Regions from separate parts of the Mus musculus genome. Here region 2 is linked to region 1. The links are chromatin loops, found by intact Hi-C in ENCODE. Cell type or tissue: heart. All regions are shown on one strand. Each heading gives the region's core, and the rest is flanking DNA. Links, peaks and the distances in the headings are about the cores only. Region 1 holds the start of Tnfaip8l2 (tumor necrosis factor, alpha-induced protein 8-like 2). Region 2 holds the start of Psmd4 (proteasome (prosome, macropain) 26S subunit, non-ATPase, 4).

Region 1 (5,374 bases), core at 118-5,117:
GGGGGGAGGTGGAAACTGCTTTCTCTTTATTTAGACCTTAGGAGGAAAAAATGAACTTTGGTCACATAGTACCTTTTAAAAAATCCAGTTTTACATATTTCTAAATACACAGGACTAAATGAGCAGAGAAATAATTTCTTCTGTAAAAACTGGCCAAATTTTATCAAAAACTTTACCATACAGTAAAATCAACTTATATAAAGACATTTTGGGTTTGCAACCTTTGAATGATGTGACAGGGCACGTCCACACATAAGTGTCCTGTGCTTGCTCTGGTCCACGAGCAAAGACTAAACAAGCATGGACTGTCAGTGATGGTCTGCAGCAGGGCTGGTGGCAGCCAACTCCATGATGGACAGGTCTACTTTAACAAAGTATAACCAAGGAAACACGTCACAGTATCAGATGAATTATGTAAGAGCAAAGTAGGAACAAACCAAAAGATGAAGATGAAGGAGCTGCCACAAACAAACAAGTGTCCCCCATAATGCACCTACAGAGGCAAACGGCGGGGAGAGGGCAGATGATGCTAATATGAAGGGAAGCTGAGTACAGCATTTATTTCTCATTTTATACAACTCGGACTCTTTACAAAAATGGTTATAGTCATGCCTGGAGAAATGTAACCCACGGCATTTGAAAGCAAACACTCTTTGTAGTTATTTAAAAGGGCCTTTTTAAAAAAATTATAATACAGAGGTCTGTGCTCTATAAGCAGTCCTCCACTGTGCATTATAACAATAAGGTTTACTTTTAATACAAAGACTAGGTGTTTGGTAGTTAGGAGCCACTGGACTTGACAAACATCATCTTATAATTGCTCTTCGCATCTTTTTTGCTCTTCGGGTCTTCTGTGTCGTCAGGATGCTCAGCAGCATGAAGCTCTTCTGCAGACTCCTCCTTCTCAGACTCAGAGTCACTGTCCGAGTCATCTGGACTCTCAGCATCAGGGGAGTCGTCTTCATCGTCATCTCTAGCCACATCATCTTCTCCATAATGATCTTCTACCTCACTGAAGCCGAGTCCGCAGTGCCGCCGATACCGTCAGTTTGCTGTCGATGCTCTGCTGGTACTGAGACTCCAGCTCTTCATTAATTTTCTTGTCTTCTTCCCCTGTTCAGAAGTGAGATGTTGATTTGTGATCTCCTATAACAAGACGACCAGTGTGTTCTTTCTTTCCTGCACCCATAAGTCTCAAGAACTTTTGTTTTCTTTCTTCATTGCCTAAGTCTGCTGCCTCCCAATTGCTAGATCCAAGATCATCGTCAGGGGAGGCTAAACGTATCACCCCATGTGGGTGAGACTCCCGGGCAGCACTCATCGTAGCTGGGATCCCGACGGGGATATGCCAAACACACTCGCAGTTCTCCTCAAACGTGACACCAGCAGCCCTCACCCAGCCACCGGACCAAGCAGTGCCACTCCAGAACGCAGAGCCCCCTCCGAGTTCTCATTTCCATGGACTTTTAAGAAAAAAAGTTTAGCAGGAAGATGATGGCACACACCTTTAATCCTAGCACTCAGGAGGCAGAGGCTAGCTTGGTCTACAGAGCGAGTTCCAGGAGATAGGTTCTCTCAATGGCTCATTACTTACTAAGTACTAAAACTGACCTTGAATTCACAGAGACCTGCCTTCCTCTACCTCCCCAATGCTGGGTCTAAAAGTGTGCACCCCCACATACAGGTGCGGTGCTTTATTTTATTTTGGTTGATGGCTAATATGGGAGGGACCAGATCACTGTGGGCACGTGGGCTGGTGGTCCTGGGTGCCATATGAAAAGAAGCTGAGAAAGTAATGTGATAAACATTGTCTTCTATGACCTTTGCACCAATTCCTGCCCTGACTTCCTTCAATGATGGATTATAATACGGAAGTGTAAGCAAAATAAACCCTTTCCTCCCCAAGAATGGTGGTTCATCATGGCAATAGAAACTCTGAGACAGGCCAGTGAAACTATGCCTCAAAGAAAGTGAACCAGACCAGGTTCCTGAAGATGACATCAGAAATTGTTCTCTGAAGCCCGGCGTGGTGGCACACACCTTTAATCCCAGCCCTTGGGAGGCAGAGGCAGGCAGATTTCTGAGTTTGAGGCCAGCCTAGTCTACAGAGTGAGTTCCAGGACAGTAGGACAGTCAGGGCTATACAGAGAAACCCTGTCTCAAAAAACCGAAAGAAAGAAAGAAAGAAAGAGAGAGAGAAATAAATAAATAAATAAATTGTTCTCTGGTCTACACACATGCACACACTAAATATGTTTTTAAAGACTTTTATTGTTTGTATGTATGTGTATTCTACATGTGTGTAGGTATCCAAGGAGACCAGAAGGTATTAGATCCACTGGAACTAACTAGTGGTTATGAACCACCAGATATAGGTGCTGGGAATAAAAGTCAGAACATCTGGAAGATCAGTGAGTCACTGAGCCATGGAGTCGCTGACTCCAGTCTCTGGAAGCCCCCAAATCAGTTTTTAAATCCCTGAATCCTAAGGCCTTTTTTTGGGTTCTCAATCTGTGCTGAAGAAAGCTATATAATTCACTCCTTTAAAGATTTGTGTGTCTGTGTGTGCCCAAGTGTATGTTCATGTACTGATTTATTCAGGTGACTCTGGAGGCCAGAAGAGAACACTGGAATTCCTGGAGCTGGAGTTGTGGGTGGTTTTTCCAAGACAAGAATTTTACTATGCAGCCCTGGCTGGCCTGGAGCTCACTCTGTAGACCAGGCTGGCCTTGAACTCAAAGATTGGATTGTCTCTGCCTCCAGAATGCTGGGATTAAAGGTGTAGTTTTGCCTCATTGGAGTCTACCCTCATTTATCAGGCCCTTTAAAGCTATTAAGCTCTGTACTCCAGCGTTTTGGCTCGATGCTGACACCTGCTGGTCACGCATGGCTCAGCAGCCCTAACCTTGGCACCTACCTCCTGCCTGCTCTGGCTGGGGCAGTCTGTGCCAATCTTACCTTCTAGGGCCTGAAGATGCTTGTATAATGCTGTTCTACTACACCACTCGATGATCTTTCAGTACTTCCCTCACTGTCTCTCACATTAAAATCTGGACTCTGCACGGTTTTCAGTACCACAAAAATATTAGGCAGCAAGAAAGAAGCAGACCTTTTATTAGGTGGAGGTGTGTAAATCCGTCCTTGCCACTTCAGAGTTGGTGCTTCCTACAGAATTCCATTCCTTTTGACCTTTGTCTTATTTCTAGGTGGCTCTTGGGACACTGGACTTCTTGGTGACAGTGATGATGAACCGGAGGTGGAGAGTAGATAGGCGGGGCCTGGGGTGGGGCTAGACCAAAGGGCCTCTTAGGAGCTTCTCCATTCTGTGAGCTCTCAGAAACATCCAAGGCCAGACTGGCACCCAGCACACGGCAGGTGAGAGTCTGGCAATGACAGAGGGTGGGTTTCGGGGTGACACTGACAGGATATCCTGACCCTTTCACCTTCACCTTTCTTTCTGTCTTGTGAAACTCTCGCTTGTAGAATTCTTGGGTCTCCCCCTCTCTCCCCAGAACCATTTTAGTGTATTTAGTGGATGGGGCAAGGCTGTCTGAGAGTGAGACCTGGCTTGGGATGGTGGCTGAGTCTAGAGCTGAGGGACAGAGATGCACATGGGGTAACGACTAGAGATTTAGAGATCTACAGTATCTTCGGACATGGAAGTACAGTGACGCAAAGTGAAAGAAACCTTTGCTAGGCTAGAGATTCATGAGGGTCACGTAGAGGCTGGGACAAAAAGAGCGAGTGACATAGCTACCCTGGGAGGACTGGGGACCTAGTTGGAGATGGCAAAGGGAGCAATAGAGAGCTGGGTAAGAGGAGGGCAGGTAGGGAAGGAAAGCGGGCCCCTATAGAAAAATCATCTCCAGTGTGAAAGATCCACAGGGCAAGGCAGAAACAAATCAAGATGGCAGGTTCCCATTGGAGTGATTCGGCTGCCGGAGAGAGCCCCCTGGCTGTCCTCCCTCTGAGAGGACTCCTATTTTCATTTGAGGGAGAGGGTGAGGTTGCTCCTTCATTGCGGTCACAGCCACATCCTGCAGAGCCGGGGAGGGGGAAGTAAGAAGCAAAACAACCAGAAGAAGCACAGTCAAGGCCCATGGTGAGAAGACCCTGTCCGTAGGCACAGGATATACCACCAAGAAGGCCTCGCTCTGCTCAGCCTAGCCAGCCTGAGACCACTACCTGCTGCCGCAGCCACCCTTCAAAAGAGCGCCCTCCTTGTTGGAGGGCGAATGTGGAGGGGTTATTTGACTTGTAGCCTATTTTTTCTCATAATTTGTGTCTGTTATTTATTATGTATATGTGTGAGTAGAGGCCAGAGGTGTTGGGTCTCCCTGGAGCTAAAGTTATAGGTGACTGTGAGCATCTGTTGTCTGAGAGTGTTGTCCCACTCCTTGAAGCCTGTTTTCATACTTACTAGGCCAAGTTGCTTAAGATCTCTTAGCTTTGCCCAGAGGTGGTGGCACATGCCTTTAATCCCATCACTTAGGAGGCAGAGGCAGGCAGATCTCAGTTCAAGGCCACCCTGGTCTACAGAGCGAGTTCTAGGACAGCCAGGGTTATACAGAGAAACTTTTGTCTTGAAAAAACAAAAACAACAAAAAAGAGTCCTTCAGTCTGAGATTTCTCTCTGTAAAACAGGGCTTGTCACCCATATGAAGTTGGTAAACCAAGACAGTTAATATCAAACACTTGGCACACAGTAGGTTCTTTAAAAAAAAAAAAGCCAAGTGTTCTATTTAAGATTCTGGAGACCCTATATCTCTCACTTCTTTTAAGACTTTATGGTACCCCCACTGACATGAGCTTTGGATCTCAAGCCTGGAAACAGAGGGGCGCTGTGCAAATTCCCTGTCGGTCGGCCGCCGCATAGCCCACTGCCCTGACTCCAGCCATGCCCACACTCCTCCAGCCAGGCTCTCCCTGCTCCTCGCGGCTGTTTTGGAGACACAAATGTCTTGTTTACAGCACGGAAGGGAAAAAGCAGAAGCAAAGCCTACAGGATGGAGGGGCCCAGGGGAGTGGGAAGACAAAGCAGGCAGAGCGGTGAAGATGAGGAAAAGCCATTTCTCTCCTTTTCTCTCATTTAGCCGGTTGCCTCTTCCAGTGACTGATCACACACCGACCGCAAGCACCATGGAGTCCTTCAGCTCAAAGAGTCTGGCACTACAAGCGGAGAAGAAGCTGCTGAGTAAAATGGCTGGTCGGTCCGTGGCGCATCTCTTTATCGACGAGACCAGCAGCGAGGTGCTAGACGAGCTTTACCGCGTGTCCAAAGAATACACGCACAGCCGGCCCAAGGCACAGCGGGTGATCAAAGACCTCATCAAGGTAGCGGTTAAAGTGGCTGTGCTGCACCGCAGTGGCTGCT
Region 2 (5,374 bases), core at 259-5,258, 100 kb after region 1:
ACAGCTATGTACTCACATAAAATAAATAAATAAATCTTCAAAAAACAAAAAAGGTTGTCTTTTGACCTCCACAACATATGTACTTGGACAGCTGCATGGATATGGTACACACATATATACCCAACCGCATGTGTGCGCACGTGTATACACACACACACACACACACACACACACACACACACACACACACACACACAAAATACATCTTCACAAATAAATAGGGGCTGGACAAATGGCTCCATGGTTCAGAGTACTTGCTGCTCACGTAGAAGACCCAGGTTTGCTTCCCAGCACTCTATGGAACCTTAGAAGCACCTGTAACTCCAGCTCCAAGGGAACTGACACCTGGTGTCTGAGGGTGCCTGGACCCACATGTTCATACTCTCACACAGCCAATACAGATAATTAAAGAAAATTAAAAGTTATTAAGGGCTGGGGAGATGGCTTACTGGTTAGGAACACTGACTGCTCTTCTGAAGGTCCTGAGTTCAGATCCCAGCAATCACATGGTGGCTCACAACTATCCATAACAGGATCTGATGCCCTCTTCTGGTCTGAGGAATAAATAAATATTTCTTTTTTTTTCCATTTTTTATTAGGAATTTAGCTCATTTACATTTCCAATGCTATACCAAAAGTCCCCCATACCCACCCCCATAAATATTTCTTGAGAATTGGCTCAAGATTAAGAGCACCTGTTGCTCTTGCAGAGAACCCAGGTTCTGTCCCAGCATCCATGTGGCTGTTCACAAGGGTCTGTAACTCCAGTCTCAGAGACTCTGATTCCCTCTGGACCTCTGCAGACACTGCATGCATGTGGTACACGTACATACAAGAAGGAAAATACACATACATGTAAAATTATAAAATAAGCAAAGCCTTTAAAGACAGAAAAACTGTACTCCTAAAAGCAGAACAAATAAGTAAGTTTAGCTAAAGCATACTTTATTAAAATCTATAAAGCATTTGCAAGAACTAGAAACCAGGACCAGGATTTCCTATTGTATTTCCTGGGTTGTGGGGTACTAATTAATCAAAGCATTTTGAATTTTGTGGTTGTTGTCTTGGTTTTGGAGACAGGGTTTTTCTGTGTAGCCTTGGCTGTCTTGGACTCACTCTGTAGACCAGGCTGGCAGCAAATTCAGAGATCGGCCTGCCTCTGCCTCTGAGTACTGGGATTAAAGGCCTTCACCACCATTGCCTGGCAGAACTTTGTGGGGTTTTTTTTGGTAGTGTTGGGGTTTGTTTATTTTTACTAAGGGTTGAAATTGGGGCCTTGGCTGTGCTCAGCAAGCACTGACCACTGAGGCCCTCCTCAGGTACTCGTTCATTTTTAAGTTCTTATTTTTTAAGGTGTCTGTGTGTATTGTGTATGTTCTCTCTGTGTGTATATATGTTTCTCTCTCTCTTTCTCGCTGTGTGTATGTGTAGGTGTGTGTAGGTGTGTGTGTGTGTGTGTGTGTGTGTGTGTGTGTGTGTGTGTTTACTTGAATAACCACAGAGGCCGGAAGGAGTCATCAAGTCCCCTGGGGCTGGAATTGTAAGCAGCTGTTAGCCACCCCATATGGATGGTGGGAACAGAATGCTACTCCTCTACTAAAACAGGATGGACTCTTAACTATGAGACATCTTTTAAGCCCTTCTCCCTTTTTATTTTTGAGAATTCTCTCACTAAATTTCCAAGATGACCATGAATTTGTAATCATTCCATTATATAGGTGGGATCGCAGGCAAGTGCCAACAGGTCTTCTTTTCTTTGACCCCCAGAAAAGGTCTTATTGTGTATAACCCTGGCTGCCCTGGAACTCATTATATAGATCAGGCTGGTCTAAAACCCACAGATGCCTGCCTCTGCTTCCCAAGGGTTGGTGTTAAAGGTTAATTAACAAACCAAAATAACTTGCTGGCTATCCTTCGTTCCTTGGGTGATTACATGGTGTTTACTGCGGGCTGGGGAAATGACTCAGTGCTTATGAGAGAGCGCTTACTGCTCTTCCTAGAGGACCAGAGTTCGGTTCCCAGAACTCAAGACAGGCAGCTCACAGCTGCCTGGAACTCCAGTTCCGGATTTGATATTCTCTTCCAGCCTCTGCAGGGCCTGAATACACACACAAACGCTTAAAAATTTTTTTTGGTTTGTTTTTTTTTTTTTAATTGGTCAAAACTTTTCTGGATTCCTTCATCCTGTCAGACTCAATACTGGAGTTAGGAATTGCATAGATTTTTTTTTTTTTTTTTTTTGGTAGGCAGTAGATAGGTAAATCGAATTTGAGGATACAAGTGTTTGTAGCAGTTGCATAAACACAGTGCAATGGGAAACAGGAAGTTAAAATGTGGTTAACGATGCTGACACACTTTTTAAGTGATTATGCTTGGACTGACATATCCACAGTAGTGTATGCACTCATGAGTGTCTGTTATGTGTTCGAGGCAGTGTCACTACGTAGTAGCTATGTTGCCCACGTTGGCCTGGAAATTGCAGTTCAGATCTTAGCATGAGTGTGCCCCTTGTAAACAGCACTGGGAGGTGAAGCAATAGAGTTTATTAGCCTGAGCTCCACAGCGAATTGCTGTCATCCTTTTTCAAACCGTAACAACAAAAACAAATCAAAAACCCAAATATACAAAAGAAAGAGAGCAGAAGAGGGGGTAAATTACAGCTCTCCTGCCTCACACTGGAGTGTTGCTGCCAGGCGAGTGCAGAGAGCTTACAGCTGTTCCGGAAGCTGCTGCGAAGGTAGCCAACTCTATTGGATAACCAACCTTTCCATTTCTGTGGCGCCTACAAGTCCCAGAACACACCGCGGGGCGCGGAGGCGGGGCAGCATGAAGACTGAGTTCTTTGATTGGTGATGAGCACCAGGCCAATCGGAGGTGCTGTTGTTTGTCAGTCCCGGAGCCGGTCCGCAGAGGGAAGGAGGCAAGATGGTGTTGGAGAGCACTATGGTTTGGTGAGGAGCTTCGGACGTGGCTGGGGGGCGCGTCTGGGTTGTTGGTGCGCGTGGCGCCGAAACCCGAGGGCCTGGGCTGGGGACTGGGTCGCCGGGCGAGATGTGGCTTCGGGGCCCGCGGGACTCTGGCAGACGACTCCCTGAGTCATCCCGGCCCAGGAACGCAGGCCCGGGAACTCCTGTTCCCTTCCCTGAATTTCAGGTCTCCCATAAAGCAGAGGCCAACTGCCCCCTCCACTCGCCTCCAAGTTTTTCTTTTCTCTGTACTTTATCGCATGTAAACCTCACAACCGCATTCTTGGAAAATAGTCCTTGTCTCATAATGAGTCGGAAGGACTTTAGGGGATCCGCTGTAGTCACACAGCAAATTAAGAGGCCGTGATAAGCAGGATGAACTAGGTTTTATCAGGTTTATACTTGGGATGAGTACCTATTAAGAGTTAGATTAGAAACTGAGGACAAGAAAATAAATAGAAAGCTGAGAACATATTTTTTTTCAGGGCTACAAGAGGACTTTGTTTTGTGTTTTCTGGGAATTGAATCCAGAGCATTGTGAACGCTGGGAACGTGCTCTACCAATGAGCCTCATCACACACCTGGATTGCATTTATTATTTGTCATCATTATTGTTTTAGATGGAGCTTTGACACTGTAGCTCAGACTGGCTTTGAAGTCGCTATTTGAGAAGATGCACAGGTTGGCCTTGAACTTGGAATGAGTATGTAGGATTAAAAACTTGAGTCACTAGGCCCATGTTTTCATTTGGAGATTGGCTAGCACTGCCACCTAAATGCAGGATGGCTTAAGCTTGGTTTCCTGCACTTGGAGGATGAGACAGGGAGTTTTCATGATCAGGACTACCTAGCAAGGTTCTGTCTCAAAATAAGACTACCAGAATGCCCAGTTAAATTTGAATTTCAAGCAAATCATGAGTGATTTTTTAGTATGAAAGGGAATTTTAAGTCCAACCCAAATATTGCTCTTACAAGTTACTTGTTGGGGCCGGGCAGTAGTGGCACACACCTTTAATCCCAGCACTTGGGCAGCAGAGGCAGGTGGATCTCTTAGGGGTTGAGGCCAGCCTGGTCTATAGAGCAAGTTCTAGGACATGCAGAGAAGCCCTGTCTCAAAAGGTGGTAAAATAAAACAAAAACAACAACAAAATAGTTACTTGTTGAGGGTGGTGAGATGGTTGGGTGGGTAAGAGCACAGAGTTTGGTTCCAAGCACCCATGTTGTTTGCTGCTGCCTTCTTTTTTTTTTTTTTTTTTTTTGGTTTTTCGAGACAGGGTTTCTCTGTGTAGCCCTGGCTGTCCTGGAGCTCACTTTGTAGACCAGGCTGGCCTCGAACTCAGAAATCCGCCTGCCTCTGCCTCCCGAGCGCTGGGATTAAAGGTGTGCGCCACCACGCCCCTCGCTGCTGCCTTCTTGACAGGACCAGAAGATCAGTGCCTTTGATCTCTGTAGGTGCCCGCACACACACCTAAAAACAATAAATATAAATCTCGAAAGTTACTCATTATTCATCTGAAATTAAAATTTAACTTTTAAGTCCTATATTTTTGTTTTTTTTTTTTTTAATTTTTTTTTTTTTTTTTAGATTTATTTATTTATTATATGTAAATACACTGTAGCTGTCTTCAGACACACCAGAAGAGGGAGTCAGATCTTGTTACGGATGGTTGTGAGCCACCATGTGGTTGCTGGGATTTGAACTCTGGACCTTCGGAAGAGCAGTCGGGTGCTCTTACCCACTGAGCCATCTCACCAGCCCTATTTTTGTTTTCTAAGTTTGCTTTCACTTCTGGGATAGAGTATGTTAAAATAGAAGATGGATTTAGAATCCAAACAGTTCCCTGGCTCTCACTTACATTTTGCATATTGTTGGAGAATTGTAGTAACTTCTCTGTGTCTCATAGTACAAGCAGGTAAGCCATATGTGATGGTGCTCTGTAAAGTATAGAGCTCTGTAGCGGCATGGTGTTTGGGGAATCCTCAGAATTTAAGAGCTGTAAAAAGACATGTTGAGGAGAGGTCATTACAAAGTTGCTGAAGTAAGAGTCCCGTGTTTGGGAAATAGACCAGAGTGAACCTTAACATAGATTGTTGTAAGGTGGGAGGAGTCACTGTAGAAAGAAATGACTGAAGAGCTTGAACTCTGTTCTATACCCCAGTGAGAAGATTCTGAGGGTGATGGAGTCAGACCTTTGTACAGACTGACACTGATTTAAGAATATTGATCTGGCCAGATGTGGTACACACCTGTTGAGAACACTGGATGGTTGAGACAGAAGGATCATGAGTTCAAGGCCAACTTGGAATGCATATTGAGGTCCTGTTTAAAAAAAACAAAAAACAAAAAAAAGCCAGGCATGGTGGCACACACCTTTAATCCCAGCACTCGGGAGGCAGAGGCAGGTGGAT

The links. Hi-C counts contacts between places; a loop is a spot of excess contacts. Peaks named below come from ENCODE experiments on the same cell type or tissue, not always from the same donor. Only the 100,000 strongest peaks of a DNase experiment are listed, where the experiment ranks them.
Region 2: a loop joins it to region 1, with 2.2 times the contacts of the local background. A loop is called at or near these places in 5 of 42 quality-filtered maps.

What each region holds. Positions count from the first base shown.
Region 1 is chr3:95,140,316-95,145,689 of GRCm38, reverse strand. Tnfaip8l2 (tumor necrosis factor, alpha-induced protein 8-like 2) reads left to right here and starts at 3,336. Exons shown (of 2, transcript NM_027206.3): 1 at 3,336-3,375; 2 at 5,094-5,374. The coding sequence starts at 5,140. It also overlaps the pseudogene Gm9169. In heart, for the core only: a CTCF peak has its summit at 2,880 (motif pointing left); DNase peaks (open chromatin) are centred at 2,879, 3,309 and 4,019; H3K4me3 peaks cover 42 bases; H3K27me3 peaks cover 335 bases.
Region 2 is chr3:95,040,085-95,045,458 of GRCm38, reverse strand. It overlaps Psmd4 (proteasome (prosome, macropain) 26S subunit, non-ATPase, 4), which reads left to right and starts at 2,845. Exons shown (of 10, transcript NM_008951.2): 1 at 2,845-2,951. The coding sequence starts at 2,926. In heart, for the core only: no CTCF peak of the experiment used is centred there; a DNase peak (open chromatin) is centred at 2,828; H3K4me3 peaks cover 1,834 bases; H3K27ac peaks cover 1,488 bases.